2 separate regions of the Mus musculus genome follow, and region 2 is linked to region 1. Evidence: chromatin loops called from intact Hi-C (ENCODE). Cell type or tissue: left cerebral cortex. All regions are shown on one strand. Each heading gives the region's core, and the rest is flanking DNA. Links, peaks and the distances in the headings are about the cores only. Region 1 holds the start of Stk3 (serine/threonine kinase 3). Region 2 overlaps Fbxo43 (F-box protein 43).

Region 1 (8,343 bases), core at 95-8,094:
AGGTTTCCAGTACCAGGCATGACTTTCCAATTACACAGTGGGTGGCAACCCCAAGATGTAAGATCCACTACTGCATTGTTAGGAAGATCTTGTTATGGTTCTCAGGCTTTATAGTTATGTAAGACTGCTGATAATCCTTCTTCCATGACAACTTGCATAGCACCTTCTAGCATTATGAAGACAAGCCCTCAGGGAGGAGGCTTCTAGGTCAATACCAGCTTTATTTCTCCAAGCCCTGTGACCAAGGCATGTGGTATCTTCAGCAATAGAGTCTTACCCTTCAAGATCTGACAAGGAATCATGAGCAATGGCAATACCTATATTGTCTGGGGAGCTCTTGGAGCTCCCTAACCAACAACTCAAAAGGAGTTATCTCTTGCCTGGCACTGGAGACTTTGTTAGATAAGTCTATAGCTCCTGGGTATACACTATCATCCATGTGGGGTGACTCCATTTAAATGTGTGTGTGTGAGAGAGAGAGAAAGAGAGAGGGAGACAGACAGACAGACAGAAACAGAAAGTGTGTGCATGTTACATGCTGATGTCCATCAACTGACAAATAGTGAAAATGTAGTACATTTACACAATGAAATTCTATTCAGCTGTAAAGAAAAATGCAATAACAATATCTTCAGGCAAATGGGTAGAACTAACAATATTATACTGAGTGAAGTAGCCCAGAGTCAAAAAGATAAGCAGCATATATGCTCTGGATCTTAGTTCCAAATATTTAGGTTTGGGTATAACCCATTGGAGTAACCATAGAAACCAGCGCAGTAGACATGGGACAAGGGGAAGGAGCTGTACAGAGGGAAGAGCGGGACACAGAGGCTTTGTAAGGGGAAGAGGGAAACAGGATGAGGAACTTAGGAGGAGAGGAAGAAGGAAGGGACAGAAAAGGGATTGATAATACCAAGGATTAGTCAAGAGGCCTTAGGAAAACCTATTATTAGGTAAGCTTACTTTAAAATACATATGTAATTTATTAAAGCCTTCTTGAATGAGCATTGATTACTTCAAAAAAGAAAAAAAAAAAAGCCAGAAAGATGGCTCAGCAGTTAAAGGCACTTGCCACAAAGCCTGACAACATGAGTTCAATTCCCAAGACCAACATGGTAGGAGGAAATAACTGGCTCCCACATGTGCATGTGTATGTGTATGTATGTGTGTGTGTATATATATATACATATACATACACATATGCATATACATAAATATATATCACACAAATACAAACATACACTTTACTTCAATAAAGCTAATTGCAGCATAATCTGGTTCATAGTCATATTTTTTCTTTTACTTCAGTACTTGTAAATCCTATGCCTCATTTCTAAAGAACAAAGAATAAATTAATCATTGCCCAAAGTCACTAGAGACTCAGTTTGCCTACAGTCTCAATGTGCTGCTGAAGTCTACTCACCTGGAAGTGTTCCATAGGCCACTGTCACAATCCTCTCCATAAGGAAAAGGTGATTTTATTCACTGGTCTAACACAGATCAACAGAAGTGTGGGCTCAACTCCCCAGAGCCACAAAAATTGAGCTAAATAAACTAAAATAGGATTAAACTGGAACCTGCCCTAAGTCTTCCCCCTAAGTTAGCTCTGCTAAGCTGTTTATGAGTCTGAAAGTTCACCAAAGACAACTCCATCTTCAGCCATGAATAGAAATATCTGACTTATGATTATTTTCATTTTCAATTATGCAAATATTCTCTGAACCGCTAATTCTTTTACTTCCATCTTCACTTTCCTTCCTTCCCATCATCCACTCATAGCATTTCTTCAGTTTACAGCTTGAAGTTGCCTATCGTGAAAGGATGTGTCAACAGCTTACTCACACGCCTTTCCACTGTCTTCACTGTTCCACATCAACTTTTTCTACTACACGCTAATTAATTAATTTCAAATTTTACATAATTTTTATTTAAAATTTGCCAATTTTAAATATAGTTGAAAGCAAGACCCATTTGGTAAATCATGTCTCTCTGACAATGATAACCATCCTTGCTTCAGCAAAAATTATACAAAATGCTGCAGAATGCTGGGCCATCTTGGGGGTGGGAAGGGATGCAATTGAGAAGAGATGCATACCGAGGGTTTCATATGTATTTAGAATATTGCATTTCTTAAGCTGAATGCTGATACATAAGTACTTATTAAATTAGTTCTCATTATGTTTTAGATCCCTAAAATTTTGTAATGCAAAAAGAATATAGCACACAATCAAATGAATATCATATTAGGAGTCCTGAGGAGTATCTCAGGTTGGACAGAAGTATTCAGAGAAGAAACTTTTGAAGCAGGCTTTAAAGGAAGAATAAAACAGACTACAGGAAAAAATGATAATGCTGATAGCAATAACAAACCTTTCTTTCTTTCTTTCTTTTCTTTTCTTTTTTTCTTCCCTCCTGCCCCCCCCCAACCTCCCTCCCCTTTGAGACAGTATCTTTCTCTATAATCCAAGCTAGCCTGGACTATACTGCATGTAGCCAAGGCTGCCCTCAAATCTATAGTGATCTTCCCTTCTCAGCCTATGGACTAGGATTACAGGCATGCACCAGCATAGTAAGCTGACACAAACTTTTTTAAAGGAACGGCACAGATCAAAGCAAAACTAGGCAAGCCCCTGCCCTACAGCCCAAATAAAGGCTTCATCTTGTCAGATAGTAACAGAATGAGCTGGGAGGAGACCACAGACTGGATATCTAACAGAGGGGAAAAGCCAAACCTGGAATGATATTTTAGCAAAATAAACTGGAAACTACATGCAGGAAAAGTAAAGCCAACTGTGTTCTATGGAGTCCTGGTTCTGCAAGACAGCAAAGGGACAAGCGTCTAGAAGCCAGGCCCCATACCCTGCCACTACTTCAAAGCACAGCCCTTCCACTGTCAAACAGTTTTTGAAAAGTGCAACACGGAAGTGCCCAGCTGGGAGGCACTGCTGCAACTCAAGTGTGTTAGTCCCTCTGAAATATAGTAGTCATCTTAAAAATGAGAAGGGGAAACAAAAAGTGAACCCACAAACTTGTTAATAGAAAATTTTCTGGGACCTAATGGGAAACTAAATAAAAGGAGGAAGGACTAGCCCCACATGAAAAAAAAAAAAAAAATCAAACCGTCAACTAAGAGCAGCAACTAATCATACTGGCTCAGACGAGAACAGCCCAGCTCTGCCATGGAAATGCTTCTGAAATACTAAGACAGTGATACTCCCGGCATTCCTACTGAGATTAGAAATGGTGAGCAGAGGGATCCAGAAGGTGTAGAAACAATGACCACTATGTGATAGAATTATAAACGGCACCACTCTACATAATAAAGGAATATACCACTTTTGCAGCCCATCACATCTGGTGCTCTGAGTTCACTTATAAATAAAATACAAGCTACCACGCTGAACTGAACATGCTGTGAAGCACTTCACATGAGCCCATTTCATTCCCATGATACAGTTTACAGGTGAAGACATTTACATTTAGAACTAGCATAGGAAGTGGTAGGGCCAGGATTATTATTTCCAAAAGTGAATACCCAAAGCAGGGTATGTAGCAATCTTATCACATAAAAATGTTTCAGATAGACCATGCAGATGAGGGTTCATGAGCCTTCTAAACAGCAGAACAAAATACCTAATGAGGCTCTGAGAACAAAAGCCCAACATTAAGTCACAATGAGTAAACTTCCTAGCAAACAATAAGATTTCAAAAATGGTAGTTATGCTTCATGATAGACAACAAAGGTCAAAGAGGCTACACAGAAACTCACTGTCAGTAACACACAAGCTTCAATTTGGTGAATTCCTAGTCTCTTCATCTATAAAATGAGATTTTATAATCTTTTTCTAATGCAACCTACTGCATAGAGTTGTTGTGAGGATAAACACTATTAATTTGGAAATGCTATAAAATAAAACACTGAGATACTAAGATATAAAAGATTAGCAGTCTGTATCTTTTGCTTATTGCAAATGTCTTCTTGTTGGGACACCAAGATAACGCACTAGATAAAGACACCGGCCACCAAGCCAGATCACCTGAGTTTAAGCCCCAGAACTCAGTGAAAGGAGAGAAACAACTCCTGTAAGCTGTGCTGACTTACACACACGTCATGGCCTGGGTTTACAGAAACACACACACATGAGGTGGAGGGCAGGGATACCAAATCAACAAAATGGAATTTTAAAAACAATCCCTTCCTGCACAGGAACTATATCCTAGTCCCAACTATTCCTGAGTCAAAGGCAGAAGGAGCTCTTAAACCCAGGCACTCAAGCCACACTGCACAACATATGAGGGGAAAAACAAAAGAACTAAAAGAATTGCATTTCTAGATTAAAATGAGTCTTTGAAGAAATGGAAATTTAAAATGTAAAGTTTTATGTGCAAGCATGGCTTTGTAAAGTATAAGTCACGATGGAATTGTCACCCACAACTTCTGATTGTCCAGGTTCACTAATGTCAAGTGCAGGCATTTTCTTACAGCTATAATGAAACTGATAATTTACAGTACAGCCAACCAGCACAGATCTTTTATTTCAATTCAGTCATTCCAGCTGGCCTATGCCATAGTCTCAAAGATCTCCCCTTTACTGCCCTTCCAAAACAGAAAGAAAAAAAAGTTTCAGGTTTTCTTCTGTTATTGTGGGGAAGGCGAGTATCCAGGGACTACCAGAGGAAAGACACCAATAACATGCTAGAATCTAACAACTGACTTGCTTCCAGGGCCCAGAAGGATAGCCTGTCCCTTCTGGGAAACTGTCCACATCCTCCCCTTTTTTGCATCTGAACAGATGGTTTCCAGAAACCAAGGCTCACATGTCTAATCACACAATTCACAACGGTTCTCAAAGTGCCTACCTTTTTAACGATTCCACCTCATGAGTCTAACACCTTACATCTAAATATCTCTAGATATTAGAGCACATGAAGACTTTAATCTTCACTATAGCACTCTCTTAGACAGTTTTGTAAATTATAAATGAAAGTGAGGTTAAATGTTTTACCCAGCGTCAAACAATTATTTTATTCATTCATGGAGAACAGGGAGAAGACATTATGAACGTTTATCAATGGACATTTAGTTTCCTAAGATGATTGAAATGATTAGTTCAAACATATTGTACACAGATGCATCCAATATGTCCATGATTAAACATAAACAATATATAGCATACCAAAGTATCACTGTTTTTATGTGCAAAACTATATGGGGGAGAGGTTCTAAGTTAACATTCCATCTATCTTGGATCCATAAATTCTTTAGAACTTTGGGGGGAGGGGGGAAACACCTGTCATTGCTGCACATCCATAATGTTTTACATTCTGCGTGGCTATTAATATACTTAATTCCTTAAACTGTAAATAAGCGATCTGTCTTCACAAAGTGAATGGTTATATTATTAAGAAGACTTGATCGAGAGAGAGAGAGAGAGAGAGAGAGAGAGAGAGAGTGTGAGAGAGAGAGAGAGAGAGAGAGAGAGAGAGAATAAGAGAAGCGTGCATTGATGTCCTTATCTCCAGGTTTCTGGAATTTACTACTCAAACCCTCCTAGCCACCAGAAGGGCCGGGAACCCAGCGAGGGCCACTCAATTTGCGGCGCACCAGGCCCTCAAGACGTCGGCACGGAGACTCGGCGTCCCCTCTGGGTCCCTGGCCTCGCAGAGGGACGGAGCCGAACGGTGGGCGCCTGGACCAGGCTGCGCTCAGCGCCGAGCAGGCGGGGACAGGGTCGCGGCGGCAGGCCGGGCCTAGTAGCCCCCGCCCCGCGCCGCTGCTTCCGTCCTCATCCCGCTCCCGCCGTCGTTACCTCTTGGACGCCGGCGGCTGCTCCATGGCGGCCGGTGGCAGAAAGAAGGGCCGAATGGACCGTGAAGGCCGTAGGGAGGAAAGGAGCCCGGGAGCAGCCGGCCGAACGCAAGGGATCACACCGGGAAACTCGAACCAACTTTCACGTAACTCCGCGGCGGATCTCCCTCCCGCTCCTCAACGCGGTTCCTCCCGGCCGCCCCGCCCCGCCCCTCGGCCGTGGCCTGCAGCTCCGAGCTGGTGGGAAGAGGCCGGCGCAGCGAGGGTGGGCGGGACGGAGCGCGGACAGGGAGGGTGGGCGGAGCGTGTCCCGGGAAAGTGGGCGGAACCTAGCGCGGTCCAGAAGAGTGGGCGGGCCCTAGCTCAGCCAGGGATAGTGAACAGGATGCGCCCTGGAAGGCGGGCGGGCCTTAGCAGGGCTAGGGAGGGTGGGCGGAGCGCAGCCCGGGAAGGGTGGGCGGGTCCAAGCGCTGGTGAGAGTAGTGGAGAAAGGCCACCAAAAGGAGTGCCCAGCTCAGAAAGAAGATGTCTTGCTACCAGAGTGAGACTTTGGCAACCCAAAAGCTACTGTGCTGGTGGAGGGGTGCTAGTCCACTAGAGATTTGACTCATTTCTCAGGATTCCCCAAGAATACATGCCAATCATCTTGTAAATCTGTTTGAAGTAAAACTGCCCTCACTTCCCTCTCTTGTCCTGTTTATAATTATTAGTTATTATTAGCTACGTTCCCCTGCCCCCCAAGCCAATTGGCATTTGTAACTATAGTAGTTGGGATACTTCTGGAAATTCTGGTTGATTTTGATTGTATACAAGCATAATAATTACAGTCCAATGACAGAAAATATTTACTGCAGTGATCTCTTGGTGCACAAATTTAGAACACCAGAGTCTTGCTGGATGCCCTGTTGGGTAACATGGAAAGCCCATGACTAGTTATAGTGCTTGGAAAAAGATACTAAAGGAATATCTTTCTTTTTTTCTTGGGTCCCCGACCCCGACAGCCCTAACCCCCATTGAACTTGACCCCTTACACATTCATTTGTCTACTATTTAACCATAAAATACACACACACATCTTCTCACAACTATACAAATGAGTTTGCTTATTTTTTTTTCTAGAATATTCTTTAAAACGAATTGGGCAAAGTTTTCTTAGAGGTTGGAGCCATGTGTATGAAGTCAATATTAGTCAAAATGAGTATCAACTGAAACTAAATAAGACACACACCTTGATATCTATTTCATCTACTCAGGACAATAGGAACAATAACAAAAACTAAGTGATTAAAATGTCAATACTGGGCCATGAGGGGGTTCTGTAAGCAAAGGCACTTGCCACACAATCCTGATGAGTCTACAAGTGTAAAGAGAGAACAGACTTTACAAAGTTGTCCTTGGCTTACACACACACACACCCTTGCCACATCTCTCTCACACATGCACACACTTCCACACCCTCATCATGCACACACACAGTAATGCCAGCCTTTATATATATGAGTATGCTGTAATTTTCCTCAGACATACCAGAAGACGGCATCAGATCCCACTACAAATGGTTGTGAGCCGCATGTGGTTGCTGGGAATTGAACTCACATCCTCTGGAACAGAAGTCAGTGCTCTTAACCATTGAACCCCAGTACCAGCTTTTAAAATGTCAGTACTGGGAATCACCACTGAAACTCTCCTGCCCACCTCGCATTCTCCTAACTTCCACATCAACCTCATTTTTTTCCTGTTTCAGCAGAAAGCATCTTGAGAAGTTCATCTCATGATTTTTTTTCAATTTATCAAACATTAAGATGGGCTCAGTTTATCATCCTTTACAATGGGTTCCTTGTCTTAGCAACTTTATCCTCCAGGAAGTCATCCCAGTCCAGCCAAGCACAGCAGTCAGTGGTGTTGGCGGCATATGCTTATGATTGGTGCTCTGTGCTGAACATTTTCTTCTCAGGCAGTCATCCAACCTAAATGTGAGTCATCTGAGAGCCAACCCATAGCATCCTCTCTCTCTGCTTGTCACCTAAGCAACAGCCTGACACATCCAGCTCTGGGCTGGGGTTTTGCTATCCAGGTTTGCAATCCTATCCTACTGTACCAGCTTCCTGTAGTGAATGCCAACGAGTACCGCGCTTCCCAGGCCACTTGTGCTTTGGGGATAAATGCAGGAGAAAGTCAGGAAGAAAGGAACTCGAATATTTGTTTATTCTTCTGATGATCATCTACTGAGGTCACCTAAAGTGTTCCTTTCAAGACAAGCTAACAACTTGCCTCCCTTGCCCTTGTCCCTCTGGGACTAGGGGTTTGTGGTGCTTTGAATGAGAATGGCTCACATAGATTCTAATAGCTCCTGGTTTTATCAGATTGTAAACTCATCCAAGATACCTCTGAAGACACCCTATAATTTCACCCATCAGAAAAAAGCAATGGAGAAGGGGTTTCTTAGCAACTCTTGAGAGCCTACATCTACAATTAATCAAAAAGAGAAGTTACAATGACTCTTCTCTTTCCTTTAATGTGACCAGTTATTCTGA
Region 2 (8,343 bases), core at 344-8,343, 990 kb after region 1:
TGCAGGGTATTTTCTTAATTACTGATTGATGTGAAAGGGCCTAGTCCTTTGTGAGTAGGGCCACCCCTGGGCTGTTTGGTGGTCCTGGGTTTTATAAGAAAACAGGCTGAGCAAGCCAGTAAGCAGCAAGCTCCAAGGCCTCTGCATCAGCTCCTGCCTCCAGGTCCCTGCCCTGTTTGAGGTCCTGACCTGACTTCCTTCGATGATAAACAGTGATGTTGAAGTGTAAGCCAAATAAACCCTTCCCTCCCCAACTTGCTTTTGGCCATGGTATTTCATTTGGAGCAATAGTGACTCCAACTAGGACAGATGGCTCTATTGTATGGCTCTTTCCCAAAACAATCTCCCAAAGTAAAAACAACACTGGGATCACAAACACAGTAACTTGAACCCAAAGGCCTAGGCGATAAACTTCAAAAATTTTGGAGATTTTTTTGTAACCTTAACGATATACAAGTCATATGTCATCCATCCGTTCCCCTCATTTCAAGTGTAGAATGCACAACCAACACAAAGTTGGATATTCCCAATATCTCCAAGAAACGGCACAATGTTTCAAGTATGTCTCCATCTCTGTAACTCCCTCGCCTACCTTCTCTCTGCTTCTCCTGTTTAGACATGTCATATAGATAGGATCACATCGCTTTGCACTTTTGTGTCTGGCTTCCTTCGGTTAATGTTTTCGAGTCTCAGGTACATTGTACTTTTTATTAGTAAGTAGTATTCTGTTAAATGGTTACAGATTTTCCATCTATTCACTAATAACTGGACATTGGGGCTCCAGGTGTGACCACTAAGGGAGGACCATGCCGTGAATGTCCGTGTACAGGTTGCTATGTCCAGATGTTTCTGTTTCTCCTGAGGACCTAACAGAACTGGCGGCTCCACAGGCCACTCTACACTGGAATGTTCCAAGGAATAACGGATCGTCTCCCAAATTGTCCATACTACTTTGTTACTAGGACAACAGTTCTCACTTGACTATTTTAGAGGTAGCATCTGACATTTTTATGATAGTGGTCCTCTTGGGTGTAAAGAGCTACCTCTCCGTGTGTGGTCTTAGGTTCATCTCCTCGGTGACTAGGCTCTCTTGACTTTTAGAGAGAGCCTACCTCCCCTGATGCCCCAATTCTAACTCAGAGCTATTCACAGACAAATGTGCTCCCTAAACCAACCCCAAGGGTGCACACTGCAGGCTAGTCAACCCACGCCCATGTTCCTGAGCAACAGCCTCTGCAGAGACCAAGATGGAGTCTTCTCTCTGCTTATTCCTATAGTGTTCCTCTCTCTTACCTGCCTTGAAGTTCCTGAAACCCACAGGCAGGGAGGGTACAGACCAAAGCTCTGAGCATGCTCTGTTCTGGTTTTGATTGTCTTATTGCCACATCAGGAAACTACACTCGTGAATTAGAATAAGCAGCTAATCCACTGGGGTGTTTTCTGAGATACCATGCAGCCCCTCTGAGGGGGCTAACGCCGCATGGTGCCAACGGATGGTGCCATCGCCACCCCTGCTGAGGATTTCCATGCTCCTCTGGACAAACACTATCTTTTTTTTTTCTGTCATTAAATATATACCTTATCTACATTGGAAAACAATTACCCACACCTGTATGACATTTAGTAGAAAAACAATGTTTTTGTTTTTGTTTTTTCATACTTCCTAAATTAACAGTTCATAATTTTTGGAAGAACATAATTAGTTTAATATATTCATTAGGTAATTTCTTAGCTTATCCGAGTTAATTACCATCTGGGCCTGCTGGTTTAGATTTGCTCTAATTGTTCATAGATTCCATGCCATTGCTTTGTTTCTGGTGTGCACTTGTGAGATAATTCCATTTCGTTTTTAACCCTTTCCTAGTCAAAGTTTGAAAATGTTAATTTATGGATGTTGTGATTTTTACAGGTAAAGAATACCTTCTTCTGGGGCTACAGAGATGGCTCAGCAGTTAACAGGACTTGCAGCTCTTTCAGGTGACCTGGGTTCGATTCCCAGCGCACACGTGGCAGCTCACAATCATTGTTACTCTAGTCCTAGGGGATCCAGTGAACTCTTCTGGCTTCTGTGGGCACAGGCACTCACATGGTACACAGACACACATATAGGCAAACACACACATGAATATTTTGAAAGGAAAACACTCCCTTGTTTTTCTCTCTTCTCCCTGCCCCTCCTGTGTTTCTTCTTCCCAAACTCATTTTCCTTTTTGAAAATGAATTTAAGCTCTTAATGATAACGTTATATGTAGCATGTTTTGCCTGTGTATGTGTCTGAGCACCACATGTGTATCTTGGTACCCACAGAAGTCAGAGAGGGCATCAGAACCCCTGGAACTGGAGTAACAGACTGTTGCGAGCCACCACATAGATGCTGGGAATTGAACCACTGTCCTCTGAGAGAGCAGCCAGTGCTCTTAACCCCTGAACCATCTCTCTGGTTCTTTTAAGAGATTATTTTGAACTAAGTTGGCAACTCTGCTACCTCTAACAGATAAACTATGATGTAGTAAATGCTCATTAAATATGTACTAAACAACCCATTTTAAGATTATAAATATTTGCATACGTGTATGTATGTCTGTGCACCATATGCATGTCGGATACCCACAGAGGCAAGAGCGGGCATGAGATTCCCTGAACTAGAGTTCCAGCCACCACGTGGGTGCTAGGAAGCAAGCCTGGATCCCACTCAAGGAAAGCAAGTGCTTTTAACTGCTGAGCCACTGCTTCAGCTCCTCAAACAACCCTACTTAATGAAGAAACAGATGTTATATTATTTGAAGTCATGAAAGAACATTGTTTGTCAAAAAATCTCAAAATTTAATGCCCTAAGTACATGTCAGTAGTTGAGGGCAGGAAGGAAGCCCAATAGCTTGAATTTCTTATTTACTAGATGCAAAACCAACAGAAAATGGCTTTCTACTAAGGCAGAGAGCAACACACACAGAGGTCCCTGATGCGGGATGGGTCTATCACTCCAGTTCCAGATGATCTGATGCCCACTTTTGGCTTCTGTGGGCACTGCAAACATGTGACGCTCAGACACACATGCAGCAGGCACTGAGCTAAGTAAGACCAGTGTCTAACAGCAAACAGCCAGCATTTAACTCCAGCTCTAGACCTACCAGTGAAGACAGAGTCTACCTCTCGGCTCATTTAGACATTTCTTTTCTGGAAAAAAAAATACTGCTAATAGCACCTCTCTCATATAGTTGATTGTTCCTAACACACATGTGTACAGACGTTTAGTTCACTGCCTAACCAAATTAAAACGAGCTACCAACAGAGCATGTTGGCACATGCTTTTAACCCCAGCAACTGAGAGGCGAGAGGCAATTGGACCTCTGTGAATTTCAGGCCAGTCTGGTGTACATGGCCAGCAAGAGCTGTGTGGTAAGACCCTGTCAAAAACAAAACAGAAAACAAAACAAAAACCCAACAATATGTGGGGATGGGGAATGGGATAAGGGGTTTTCGGAGGGGAAATCAGGAAAGGGGATAACATTTGAAATGTAAATAAAATATCTAATCAAAAATAAATTTTAAAAAATATGTAACAAGTTTCATTGTTTACATTGGTGTCCCTGTCTCTGGCTCCCACAATCCCTCAGTCATCCTTTGCCTGTCTCTGTAAGATTAAAGGAACATACCTGGCGAAGTGGGGAGGAGGGGAGCGGGGAGAGACACAGCCCTACCCCAGAATATTTATCTTCTCAGGAAATAATTAAAGAGTACTTATCCTTGATCACAGTGAGAATCTCAGAAAGGAGACAGCACCTTACACTTCCCTGACAGTCAGGGGGAAGACCAAGGGAGCCATGTTAGAGTCCTTTGACAGGGTGACCCCTTCTCCCTAACCTCACCAAAGAGGAGTTATCTTGGAAAGAAAGGGTCTGCTAAACACGGGACTTCCCTTCAGACTAAGGATTGGGAGCACCGTGGGGTGGAGGGATTCGATGTGTTGGGAAGAGAACAGAAAAGCTCGGATACATCCAGGGAGCACAGCACAAAAGAGCTCCAGCTGCCCCACGGAGACAGCCAGCCTCGGGCAGGAGGTGGCTAATCAGCAGGACCCCTTGGAGAAGTCAAAGCTGCTTAGGTAAAGCAAGAAGGGAGCAGGTGATGGAAGTCAGAGAGCGTCCCAGGCAGAGGCAAAAAAGGATTGGAAAAGCGAACAAGGTGAAGGAAAGATGTGCTGGTTCCGTTCTCACTTGAAAATAAATGCAAGTAACTAAAAAATAACCGCAGTCAAAGTCTCCTGTGCAACCTCAAAGGAAAAGGAGATTTGGAGAAAGTCCTCATGTCCACTGACAACCCCTGTAGCCATTCAACTAAGCCTCTGTGCACAGCCTATTATGCAGGAAGCATTTTACTGACAGTTTCAAAGGTTAAAGATGGCAGTAAACATGGTCGAAAGACCACAAAAAAGGATAAATACACAACTCCAGGGAGGTAGAATTTTCATCTTGTCAGACATACCAGAAATTGACACATGAAAAGAGAAGATGAACGCCAGGGTTAACAGTCTGTACAGCAAGAGAGGGAGGGAGTGGGAGAGAACACACCGAGGTTGGAAGAACGAGATGTCATCGTGTCTGGAATAAAGTGTGCAGAATGATCACTGGAGAGACGGTTTAAAGTCTACTCCTTAAGAGGAAACAATGTGGTGTGGAGACACAGTGAAGAGCAGACAGCCTGGAATTAGGTGTTTAGAGTGGACCTGTTGGGAATATTCGCAGTAATGTAGGCAGGATGTGACTAAAACCCTAACCCTGTCCCTGTCCCTGCAGGATGTGACTGAGAGCCTAATCCTGTCCCTGCTTCTGGCAAGACAGGAACTACCTGAGGGAAACCATTGTTGGCATGACACTATTATAGTTGCTCGCACTTATCTGTCTCCACAGTCTGTGGTGAGGAAGCCAGGAGCACAGGGCTGGTGGGAAAGTTAATAGGGAGCACAGACTAGGGTCCACCAGCAAAGGGCTCTGCAAAAGACTTGCAAGCCAACCAAATATTTTAATTACCAGCTCAAAGTAATAACTTTTCCCCAAATTTATTCTACATATACTTTTTAAAAAAAAATTAAGTAGAGAAACACTTCCCCTATTTGAAAATGTCATAGTATATGTCAAATTCATAAAAGCTACATTTACTTGTAGAAGGCCTTTAACACCATAAATCAGTCTTTGGTGCCCCCTAGCGGAATTTCTTAGTATTCGGTTAAAAATTAACTATTTAAAATGAGTAATTTGATCTTATTCTTTGTGAATTTTACATCGTGCACCCCAACCCACTCATCTCTCTGTCCCTTGGGGAAGCTGTAGGGTGTCACAGTTTTGAGTGTTCATTGCACTGAGTCATTTGAGGCCTCTGGCTTCTGCTACCCTCTCTATACTGGATCTTCACAGGGGCTCCTGTTGCTGTCCCGCATCCGGGAGGTCCGCACAGCAGGCGTTTTCACACACCCAGCACACCATAACAGGGTAGGTGTCGGGTGGGCCAACTCAGAGCCCTGGGTCTGTGCCTGGGTTGTAGCTGAGTTGGTCAGCCCATCAGCTCTCCTGCCTGCCACACGTGACTAGGAGAATCTTGACCTTTCCCCTCCGTGGCAGACAAGGGGTGAGGCCAGCTCTCTCTTGCTCATGCCCTTAGGGCTGCCCAGGGGTGGGGCCCTGCTCTCCCACCACCTGGGGCAGTTCTACTGTGCTGTCCAGGCCAAGTGTGGGGCCTGCTCTCCTGAGTGGGCAGTCAGTGAGGGGCAGGGCCAGCTCTCCTGCTCTTATGACCTTGGGGGCCAACTCTCCTATGTGCTTAAGCGGGGGGGGGGGGGGGGGGGGGGGAGGAGATCTCTCCCTTGTCTATGCCACCCCTCCACAATAACCTGATATTATTATTATTATTATTATTGTTGTTGTTGTTATTATTATTATTTGCATTGGTGTTTTGCCTCCATGTATGTCTGTGTGAGCGTGTCAGATCTTCTGGAACTGGAATTACAGACAGGTGTAAACTGCTGTGGGTGCTGGGATTTGAACCTGGGTCCTTTGGAAGAGCAGCCAGTGCTTTTTGACTACTGAACCATCTCTCCATCCCTGATCTGATCTTTTAAAATGCTGTTAGCCAGAAATAACCTAAAGAAATGACATAAACAGGAATGCCATTTAGTAAGTGCCCAAGTCCTCAGTATAATCTTTGTATCACGAATTTACAACTGCGATTTATGCTATGGTTAAGCCAAGGGAATGGAACTTGGCTTTGGGGGTGGGAAAGATGGCTCAGAGGTTAAAAGCAAGTACAACTCTTGCATAGGCTTTGCACAGGTCCGACGACCCACACCTGTAACTCTAGGTCCAGATCTGATACCTTCCTCTGGCACCTACACTTCTGTACATACCCATACCCAGACACGCGTAAGGCCACAGGGAGTGGGCAGTTCCAGATAGGAAATGAGTCCGGGATGAGCATCAGGACCGAAGCCAATGCACTAAAATGCACCCGAGAGCCTCTGGCGGATGCAGGGAAAGACGGAGGGAAACCGTACAAAATTGGTCCTGGTGCACAAGATGCCTCAGGAAATTAAAAAGACACCAAGATGGGTGTGGTGGCCTATAATCCCAGCACTCAGGAGTCTGAGGCAGGAGGATTACTTCAAATTCAAGGCCAGTTTAGCTATGTAGTGACTTCCTTGCCAGCCTGAACGTCAAAGTAAGAGTTTGTCAAAAGAAAAAGAAGAAAGAAAAGGAAAAAAAGAGAAACACTCAATTTAGAAAATATGTAAATTTTAAATTTAATTATTAGTTTTAATTTTAACCACTTTCTTAAAATAATGTGTTCAGAGCTACATTGAAATATGTGTGTATAGTATAAAAACACATATATACAGCAATCACCTACATATACAAAATACAAGTGTGTTGTCAGTTTCCCTCGTATGGGTCTGGAGAGATGGCTCAGTGGTTAAGAGCACTGGCTGTTGGTCTGAAAAACTCGGGTTCAGTTCCCAGCATCCACATGACAGTTCACAACTGTCTCTAACTCCAGCTCCAAAGGATCTAATACCCACACATAAATGCAGACAAAACACCAATATGCATAAGATAAAAATAAATAAATCATCATTTAGAAGTTTCCTTCTTGAGGCCTGATGTAGTGGTGCAGGACTCTGACCCCAGCTCAGGAGGCAGGTGGACTTCTGTGTGTTCAAGGCCAGCCTGGTATACATAGTGACTTCAGGAGACCTAGAGCTACATAGTGAGACCCTGTCTTCAAAACAAAACAACAGTAACAACAATGACGAAATGATGACAAAAACAAAACAAAAAACCCAAAAGCAAAACAAGAGTCCTCTCTTACACTTTTTTCAGCAATAAAAAAAACTTAGCTCTTTTTGCCACTGATCTATAACAGAGCTCACTCATTCCCAAATCCCTCTTGGAAAAAGGCACATTACAAACACATACAAATTATAATGGCCATTATTAATAACTTCATATTTTTCCCATTCAAAACCCATCATTTCTGCCCAGCCCAAATCTTTTAAAATATCAGAATCTGTTACTATAATTCCAGATTTTTAAAGTACTTAATTAGAAATGTGTGACTTGCCGGGCGTGGTGGCACACGCCTTTAATCCCAGCACTTGGGAGGCAGAGGCAAGCGGATTTCTGAGTTTGAGGCCAGCCTGGTCTACAAAGTGAGTTCCAGGACAGCCAGAGCTAAACAGAGAAACCCTGTCTCGAAAAAAAAAAAAAAATGTGTGACTTATAGGAGTTTATTAAATAAAATTCCCATTATAAGTAACTACACAGTCACCGTAACTGACATTTATTAGTATGTAAATTTTACTAAACAAAAAGTCTACTAAAATATCAAGTAAGAGGAAGGTTGAAATTATAGATTACATTTGATGGAACTTTTAAAAACATTTTATTTATATTTAATTTCAGCCATCAACTCATTTTCTAAACCTGAAAGTTCACTGACCTCAAATTCAAATTATTCAAATTATTTGGAAATTATTTTTTAAATAATTGAAGAACATTTCAACACATTGTTATGAAATGCACAAATTTAAAAGGTTACATGGAGCAATAAAACACACATATATAACAACCCTGAAAATTCTTTATTTAAAACATCAAAATATTTAAAATGGGGATATGACATAGTAAAATAAAATTCTTTCAAAATTCATCACTTTAAAGAAAATATACAATGGTGTGCATTATAACAAACAAAGTGGGAAGTAAATCAACGTCTGTCATCAATGGGAAGATTTGCATGTGTTCAAAATAGTCATAATTTTAAGTCAGACAGAACATGGGCCAGCGCGAGTGGTTC

The links. Hi-C counts contacts between places; a loop is a spot of excess contacts. Peaks named below come from ENCODE experiments on the same cell type or tissue, not always from the same donor. Only the 100,000 strongest peaks of a DNase experiment are listed, where the experiment ranks them.
Region 2: a loop joins it to region 1, with 2.7 times the contacts of the local background. A loop is called at or near these places in 2 of 42 quality-filtered maps.

What each region holds. Positions count from the first base shown.
Region 1 is chr15:35,149,717-35,158,059 of GRCm38, forward strand. It overlaps Stk3 (serine/threonine kinase 3), which reads right to left and starts at 6,090. Exons shown (of 11, transcript NM_019635.2): 1 at 5,811-6,090. The coding sequence starts at 5,836. In left cerebral cortex, for the core only: no CTCF peak of the experiment used is centred there; DNase peaks (open chromatin) are centred at 4,760, 6,108 and 7,777; H3K4me3 peaks cover 1,845 bases; H3K27ac peaks cover 509 bases.
Region 2 is chr15:36,143,291-36,151,633 of GRCm38, forward strand. It overlaps Fbxo43 (F-box protein 43), which reads right to left. Exons shown (of 5, transcript NM_001081253.2): 5 at 6,770-8,343. Among named protein-coding and RNA genes, the nearest start is that of Rgs22, 7.1 kb to the left of the region's middle. In left cerebral cortex, for the core only: a CTCF peak has its summit at 5,206 (motif pointing left); DNase peaks (open chromatin) are centred at 5,209 and 6,425.